Regions from separate parts of the Homo sapiens genome. Here regions 2 and 3 are each linked to region 1. Evidence: chromatin loops called from intact Hi-C (ENCODE). Cell type or tissue: endothelial cell of umbilical vein. All regions are shown on one strand. Region 1 overlaps TYW1B (tRNA-yW synthesizing protein 1 homolog B). Region 2 has its middle 440 kb from the start of MIR3914-1. Region 3 overlaps TYW1B (tRNA-yW synthesizing protein 1 homolog B).

What was found. A loop is a pair of places that touch in the nucleus more often than their neighbours do. Peaks named below come from ENCODE experiments on the same cell type or tissue, not always from the same donor. Only the 100,000 strongest peaks of a DNase experiment are listed, where the experiment ranks them.
Region 2: a loop joins it to region 1, with 13 times the contacts of the local background. A loop is called at or near these places in 11 of 110 quality-filtered maps.
Region 3: it touches region 1 in a loop (4-fold over the local background); 3 of 110 quality-filtered maps call a loop at or near these places.

The regions. Positions count from the first base shown.
Region 1 is chr7:72,780,438-72,782,937 of GRCh38, reverse strand. The region is part of intron 6 of TYW1B (tRNA-yW synthesizing protein 1 homolog B); the gene reads left to right. Among named protein-coding and RNA genes, the nearest start is that of TYW1B, 47 kb to the left of the region's middle. In endothelial cell of umbilical vein, no CTCF peak of the experiment used is centred here; a DNase peak (open chromatin) is centred at 1,097; H3K27ac peaks cover 764 bases.
Region 2 is chr7:71,751,050-71,753,549 of GRCh38, reverse strand. No RefSeq gene overlaps it. Among named protein-coding and RNA genes, the nearest start is that of MIR3914-1, 440 kb to the right of the region's middle. RefSeq lists silencers at 1,146-1,215, 1,256-1,335. In endothelial cell of umbilical vein, a CTCF peak has its summit at 1,292 (motif pointing left); no DNase peak of the experiment used is centred here.
Region 3 is chr7:72,681,692-72,684,191 of GRCh38, reverse strand. All of the region lies in intron 11 of TYW1B (tRNA-yW synthesizing protein 1 homolog B), which reads left to right. Among named protein-coding and RNA genes, the nearest start is that of MIR4650-2, 15 kb to the left of the region's middle. RefSeq lists an enhancer at 1,249-1,398. In endothelial cell of umbilical vein, no CTCF peak of the experiment used is centred here; DNase peaks (open chromatin) are centred at 11, 531, 1,261 and 1,602; H3K27ac peaks cover 2,134 bases.

The sequences.
Region 1 (2,500 bases):
TGTCTAGAAAAATGACCTCTGGAGAATTTGGGCATTCTATAGCCAATCTTTTCTTTTTCTTTTCTTTGAGACAGAGTCTGTTGCCCAGGCTGGAGTGCAGTGGCACCATGTCGGCTCACTGCAACCTCTGCCTCCTGGATTCAAGTGATTCTTGTGCCTCAGCCTCCCCAGTAGCTGAAATTATAGGCCTTTGCCACCATGCCTGGCTAATTTTTGTATTTTTAGTAGAAATGGGGTTTTGCCATGTTGGCCAGACTGGTCTCAAACTCCTGACCTCAGGTGATCCACCCACCTCCACCTCCCAAAGTGCTAGGATTACAGACGTGAGCCACCACAACTGGCCTAGTCAACCTTTTCTATAGGAATTGATAAGAAAAGGAATCACCTGATGGTAAAAAAGGATCAAACAATCAGAAAGACTCTTTCCCAGGAGAAATGTATGTTTTGGTAAGAAAAAGCTTGTTTGTTGTAAAACTCCTGTTTATCAGTTTCCGACTGTATAGCATTTTACCTTAAAGTCTTCAGCAAATCAGTTTTCGGCCTTGTTTTTATCCTAGGCAAAATTGGATGGTACTGTGGTTTCTGGGATGATGGTATCAAAATGAATTAAGTGGTATTGTATGATTTTTTTTAAATTTTTTTATTTTTAGAGACAGGGTCTTGCTTTGTAACCCAGGCTAGAGTGCAGTGGTGTGATCATAGCTCACCACAGCCTTGAACTCCTGGGCTCAAGTGATTCTGCCACCTCAGCCTCCCAAGTGGCTCGGATGACAGGCACGTGCCACCACACCTGGCTAATTAAAAAAAATTTTTTTTTGTAGAGCTGGGATCTCACTATGTTGCCCAGGCTGGTTTCCAACTCCTCGGCTCAACCAGTCTTCCTGCCTTGGCCTCCCAAAGTCCTGGGTTTACAGGCATGAGCCACTGCACCCAACCAGTATTATATGATATTTAAAACAAAAACAAATAAAAAACATTAGTAACACTGCTTTATACCTGTTATTCTATAAGATTCATGTAGTCCTGTCAGTTTATAAAGAATGTTTTGTGTATTCATTGCCATTTTCATAAGTGCTTAGGAAGTTAGCTCATAATTGACTTTCCTGTTTGCATGTCAGACCACTGCAGCTTGGCGAGGATATGAGTTTTCTTTCAACGCAAGTGTGATGGGTATGGGAGATGGGAGGAGTGGAAGTAGAGGTTGGAGACAGGGAGGCCATTTAGTTTGGCTTTTGCCGTCGTCCCTTAGGAGAAAGCAAGACCGTGGACAAGAACGGTGGCATTGTAGGTGGAGAGAACAGTTATGTTGGGAAATGAAACCCTAGAACTGTTTTACTGGGCAGTGGGCTCACTGCTGGATGTATATAGAAGCCAATACTGTGGCACTGGCTTTTGAAAAAAGAAAGGCTTTACTGGGAGTCGACTGGCAAGGAGATAGGAAGAAACACTCAAATCTGTCTCCCTGAGCTGGAGGCTGGGGCAGGTTTTATAGGCAGAGGGATTACCATGAGGCAATATAATTAGTGAAGTGTGATCTGATTGGATCTTGCAACGAAGTGACGCCAGGAGGTGTGATTTGATTGGAGCATGCCGTGGGGTGATGCCAAGACATGATCTGATTGGCTCATGCCCTGAGGTGATGCCGAGGCTTGCTTCTTAATTCTTTCTTTTCCCTGATCAGAGCCCTTTGGTTCTGCTTGTGGTTGACTTTTTAGTTCTGATTGCCTCTGGTATCACGCGTTGGGCACACTGGGTTCATCTGTGCTCGAGTTACCTGACCTACAACCTGGGGGTTCATGGCAACTGAAATACAACTTACTAGTTTACTGCACATAATTGAACCAGATTGGGCTAGTTATGTGGTTACAGAACTTGGCCACTCATCTTTAAATGGGATGGTACAGGAGAGGAAGAAATCAAGGTTGGCTGATTCTGGGATCTTATTTATTTCTGTTTAGGCCATGTAACAGCTATAAATGAATAAATACACAAAAATATATGGATCTTACATGGTTGTTATATTGTTACATTCTGGGCAGAGAGTAAACAATGTCTACACCTAGCAGATTAGAGTTAGAATTTGAATGGTGCATTAAACTCCCTTGCGGAGTGTTATAAACCATTACATTTCTTTTCAGAAACGAAATTACTACTGCATATGGAGGTTAGGAGTGAGCTGCCTTAGAGGGAAGGAGTGATGAATTTTGTTTGTCCTGAGTGCTCAAGACCTTTAATCATAGCCCTTATGACTGACTCTGGGGTTGCAACACTCACATTTTATAATAGATACTTTCTCTAGTGAAGGGACAGAGACAGTATTCCATGGCCGTCCTTTGGAGTCTGTTCATTTTGTAGGGGCCAGAAGTCTCTGTTTAAAACCCCAAGAGGGTGTCTGTGGAGCTTTGGGCATAGTGGTCAGAGGCCAGTGTCATGGACCTCGGTCCAGTTTTGGATTTATCTGGCCTTTGGGTTAAGCAAATAAGCTTGTGATGTTTTGTGG
Region 2 (2,500 bases), 1.0 Mb after region 1:
AAAAAGAGAAAGAAAGAAAGAAAGGAAAGAGAAAAAATAAAGAGAAGACAGAGACAGAGAGAGAGAAAGGAAAGGGGGAGAAAGAAAGGGAAAGAAAAAGAGAAAGGAAAGAAAGAAAAGAAAATGAAAATAAAGAAAGAATAGAAAGAAAAGAAGAGAAGGAAAGAAAAGACGAAGAAAAGAAAAAGAAAGAGAAGGAAAGGAAAGGAAGGAAGGAAGGAAGGAAGGAAAAAAAAGAGAAAGAAGCTGGGGATGGTGGTGTGCACCTGTAGTCCCAGCTACTAGGGAGGCTAAGGTAGGGGGATTGCTTGAGCCTAGGAGTTCAAGTCCAGCCTGGGCAACACGGCAAGACCCCATTTCTAACATAAACAAACAAAATTTAAAATGCCAGTGGTTGGCACTAAGGAGAGGGCCCAGGGATGATGATCTTGACAAAAGTTAGGTTTTTGACAGAGACAGAGACATCCTCCATTTCTCCCCCTTCCTGCCCTCCCATTTCTCCCTTGCTTTTTTTATTTCTTCTTTCCCTTTTCTCCTTAGATCGGCTTTATTTTCATAGATATTTTTCCCTAGCAATCTAGAAAATCCTATCCTAAAATTAAGACTTTGCAGGTGAGGTCTGAACTGCAGAAAGATGGGTGACTTGCCCTGGCTACCACAGCTGCCCCTTCTCAGGACTGGCCGAGCTGGAGGTGCACCCCCCGGCCCCCCGAACGGTTCTTCTGCTGGCACTACCTCTCAGGCTTGCTGATTGGCAGTCAAGGAGGCCGCCGGGCTAATGGAGAGGCTCCCCATTGCTGGACACTTGCTTTCCCGGTCCTCGGAAGGGTGAGAGCAGCTTCCGGGGTGGCAGTGACCCCGGGTGTCTGTTGGCACAGACTCCTTTCCACACCAACAGCCTGGACACATCAGGCCCCGGGGATGAACTCCTAGTTCTCCCAGGTGTCTTACGCGTTGGCAGAGAGCTTGCAAGAAATGCCCGGGGTGTAGCAGGGAGGGCTGCAAGGAGGAGGAGGCGCTGCAGCCAGCCCAGCTCACCTTGCAGACGGAAGCCCTCCTGCAGAGCAGCAGGCGACCTCTCCCTCCTCCAGCAGGTGACCTAGGTTCGGAGCGGCCCAGGCACCGCCGCTCCTATTGCTGTGACCACAGTGTCCTGAGCTGGGGAGCAGACAGGGCAGGAGGCAGCGGAGAGCTGGGTGCAAGTGCAGAGGCGCGCGCTCCCCCGCCGGCCTGGGCCGCCTCCCTCGCCGGGCACCGAGCGCCCTCTAGCGTCAAAACGCCCTCCAACCCGCCGGCTCCCCACACCTGCCTGTCCCGAGCCGAGCCGGGGCCGCCAGGTCCCCGCCGCCAAGCTCAGCGCTTGGAGCCACAGGGGGGATGCCAGCATCTCCGCCACACGGGACGAGTCTCGGCCCATCACTGAGCTGCTGCGGCCATTGCATTTTGCTGTTGTATTGCACTTCCTTGGACCCGGTGCTGCGAAACGTTTTATCTTCTGCATTTAATAAAATAACATTGAACGTTTTTCCTTTTGGAAAAAAAAAATCAGAATTCCAGGTACAGTGAGGTCGGCTGAGGCAACACGTATGACTACAGGGCTGCGTTAATAATTTTGCAGCCAAAACCAAAGAAAGGTGACCTTTGCACCTCACTAGGATACAATATATCCATGTAACGAACCTGCACATGCTGCCCCTGAGTCTAAAATAAAATAAAATAAAATTTAAAAAGAGAAAGGTGACCTTGGCTAGCCTCTGCTACAGCCAGCATCGTAGAATGTACCTTATCCCCTCACACCTGTGTGTACCAAGGACAGGGCCACGTCCTCCGCCATCCAACACTGCCCACTGTAACTGCCCTAGAAATACCATTCTGCCTATTCTTTTCTTTTCTTTTTTATTTTATTTTGCTTTAAATTCCAGGATACATGTGCAAAACGTGCAGGTTTGTTACATAGGTAAATGTACACCATGGTGGTTTGCTGCACCTATCAACCCATCACCTAGGTAATAAGCCCAGCATGCACTAGCTATTTATTCTGATGCTCTCCCCTCCCTCGCCCCCACCCCCAACAGGGCCCGGTGTGTGTTGTTCCTCTCCCTGTGTCCATGTGTTCTCATTGTTCAGCTCCTACTTATGAGTAAGAACATGCGGAGTTTGGTTTTCTGTTTCTGCGTTAGTTTGCTGAGGATGATGGCATCCAGCTTCATCCATGTCCCTGCAAATGACATGATCTTGTTCCTTTTTATGGCTCCATAGTATTCCATGGTGTGTATATGTACCACATTTTCTTTATCCAGTCTATCATTGATGGGCATTTGGGTTGGTTCCATGTCTTTGCTATTGTGAATAGTGCTGCAATAAACATACGTGTGCATGTATCTTTATAATAGAATGATTTATATTCCTTTGGGTGCATACCCAGTAATGGGATTGCTGGATCAAATGGTATTTCTGGCTCTAGATCCTTGAGGAATTGCCACACTGCCTTCCACAATGG
Region 3 (2,500 bases), 99 kb after region 1:
GGGGAAATCCTGAGTCATTATTTGTTCAAATACTACTTTTGTTCTTTTCTCTCTTTGTTTTCCTCTTGGTATTCCTGTTACACATACATTACACCCTTTGTAGTTATCCCACAGCTCCTGAATATTCCATTCTGGTTTATTTCAGTCTTTTTTCATTTTGCTTTTCAGTTTTAGAGGTTTCTGTTGAGAATCCTTAAACTCAGAGATTTCGTCCTCAGCCATGTCTAGTCTCAAGGCCATTCTTCATTTCCAAAGTTAGAGTGTTTTAGAGCTCCAGCATTTCGGTTTTGTTCTTTCTTAGGATTTTGATCTCTGTTTACATTGTCCATCTGTTCTTGTGTGCTGTGTACTTTATCCACTGGAGCCCTTTGCATCTGGTCGGGTTATCCCAACATCCCTGCCGTGTCAGAGCCTGGTTTGGATGCTTGTGCTATCTCTTTAAACTTTGCTTTTTGCCTTTTAGTGTGCCTTGTAACTTCTTGTTACTGAATGTGATATCCTGGGTAAAAGGAACTGCTCTCACTAGACCTTTAATAATGTGATGGTATGGTATATGGGGAAGGGAAGCATTCTGTAGTCTTATGATTAGGTCTCAGTGTTTTGTTTTGTTTTGTTTTGTTTTGAGTCGGAGTCTTGCTCTGTCACTCAGGCTGGAGTGCAGTGGCACGATCTCGGCTCACTGCAACTTCTGCCTCCCAGGTTCAAGCAATTCTCCTGCCTCAGCCTTCCAAGTAGCTAGGATTATAGGCACCTGCCACCATGCTCCACTAATTTTTGTATTTTTACTAGAGACGGGGTTTTACCATGTTGGGCAGGCTAGTCTTGAACTCCTAACCTCAAATGATCCACTTGCCTTGGCCTCCCAAAGTGCTGGGATTACAGGTGTGAGCCACTGCGCCCAGTCTAGGTCTCAGTCTTTTAGTGAGGCTGTACCCCTGGACTGTGAACTTCACAAATACTTCTCAGTTTTTTCTTCCCCGTTGGGACAGGTTGGCTAGAGTGTGCTGCAGTTGGCTATTTCCCTTTTCTTACATGGAAGGCCGGCGCTGGCTGGAGTTGGGTATTTCTCTTCCACTTGGTTAGTTAGGCTCTGATAAAACCAAGCAAGTTAGGTTCTGGTTAAATCGGTTCTCCTGAGAGCAGACCTTGTTATCAACACAATGCTCTGACACATGTCAAATGGTTCCTGTTTCCCTCCCCTTACCAGAAGCACAAGGGATTTCCCCCTGTATATTCACTGTGAGAATCTGGCAGAGCTCCAGTAGGTAAAACTCACAAAAGTGTAGGGCCCCTAATGACTGGATCTGTCTGGAATTTTTATGTGTCAGACTTGTCCACACTGAGCCTCCAGCACTTCGTCAATTACAGTTCAGTTTCCCTGTGTTGGCGCTGGTCTCTGTGGAGGTTTCTGCTCCTGTTAAGTTGTGATTCTCTGTGCCTGCCTGTTTTTCCCTCCAATTATGGGGACAGCAGGTTTGCCCTGTGACCTCACTTCTCTGATGGATCTAAGAACAGTTGTTGATTTTTCAATTTGTTCAGCTTTTTACTTGTTAAGACACAGTGATGACTTCCAAGCAACTTTCTTGCTGCATTGGAAACTAGAAGGCTCGTAGGGGTTAATTTTAAGTTGTAAAATCTGATAGTATAAGGCTCACAGCTTTTTTCTTTAAGACCTAGTAATTTTTGTCTTTGTGAATTCTCCTTTTAGTGTCATGCTTAGACCCTTAGGATATAAAAATTCTTATGTATATTTTCTGGTTCTTTCCTAGCCCAGTTGTTTAAATCTCAACTCTTTAATCCAGTTGGGATATAACTTAGCATTCATTTTTATGTCATTCCCAAGTACCATTTATTGATGAACCATCTTTAAAGTACAGATTTGATAAGCTATCATTACTACGTATTGAAACTTGATATATGTGCTGTTCCATTCCCAGAAGATGCCCTGTGTGTTGATTTCTACTTTTTTTTTTTTGTTAACAGAGTGTCATATCTTTCTATATAAGTAATTATAGGCTATGTGTGGTGGCTCATGCCTTTAATTCCAGCACTTTGGGAGGCTGAGGTGGGTGGATCACCTGAGGTCAGGAGTTTGAGACCAGCCTGGCCAACACAGTGAAACCCCATCTCTACTACAAATACAAAAATCAGGTGGGTGTGGTGGTGGGTACCTGTAATCCCAGCTACTCGGGAGGCTGAGGCAGGAGAATCACCTGAACCCGGGAGGCGGAGGTTGCAGTGAGCCGAGATTGCGTCACTGCACTTCAGCTTGGGAGACAGAGAGAGACTCCATCTAAAAAAACAGACGGCCGGGTGCGGTGGCTCACTTCTGGAATCCCGGCACTTTGGGAGACTGAGGTGGGTGGATCACGAGTTCAGGAGGTCGAGACCATCCTGGCTAACACGGTGAAACCCCGTCTCTACTAAAAATACAAAAAATTAGCTGAGCATAGTGGTGGGTCCCAGCTACTCGGGAGGCTGAGGCAGGAGAATGATGTGA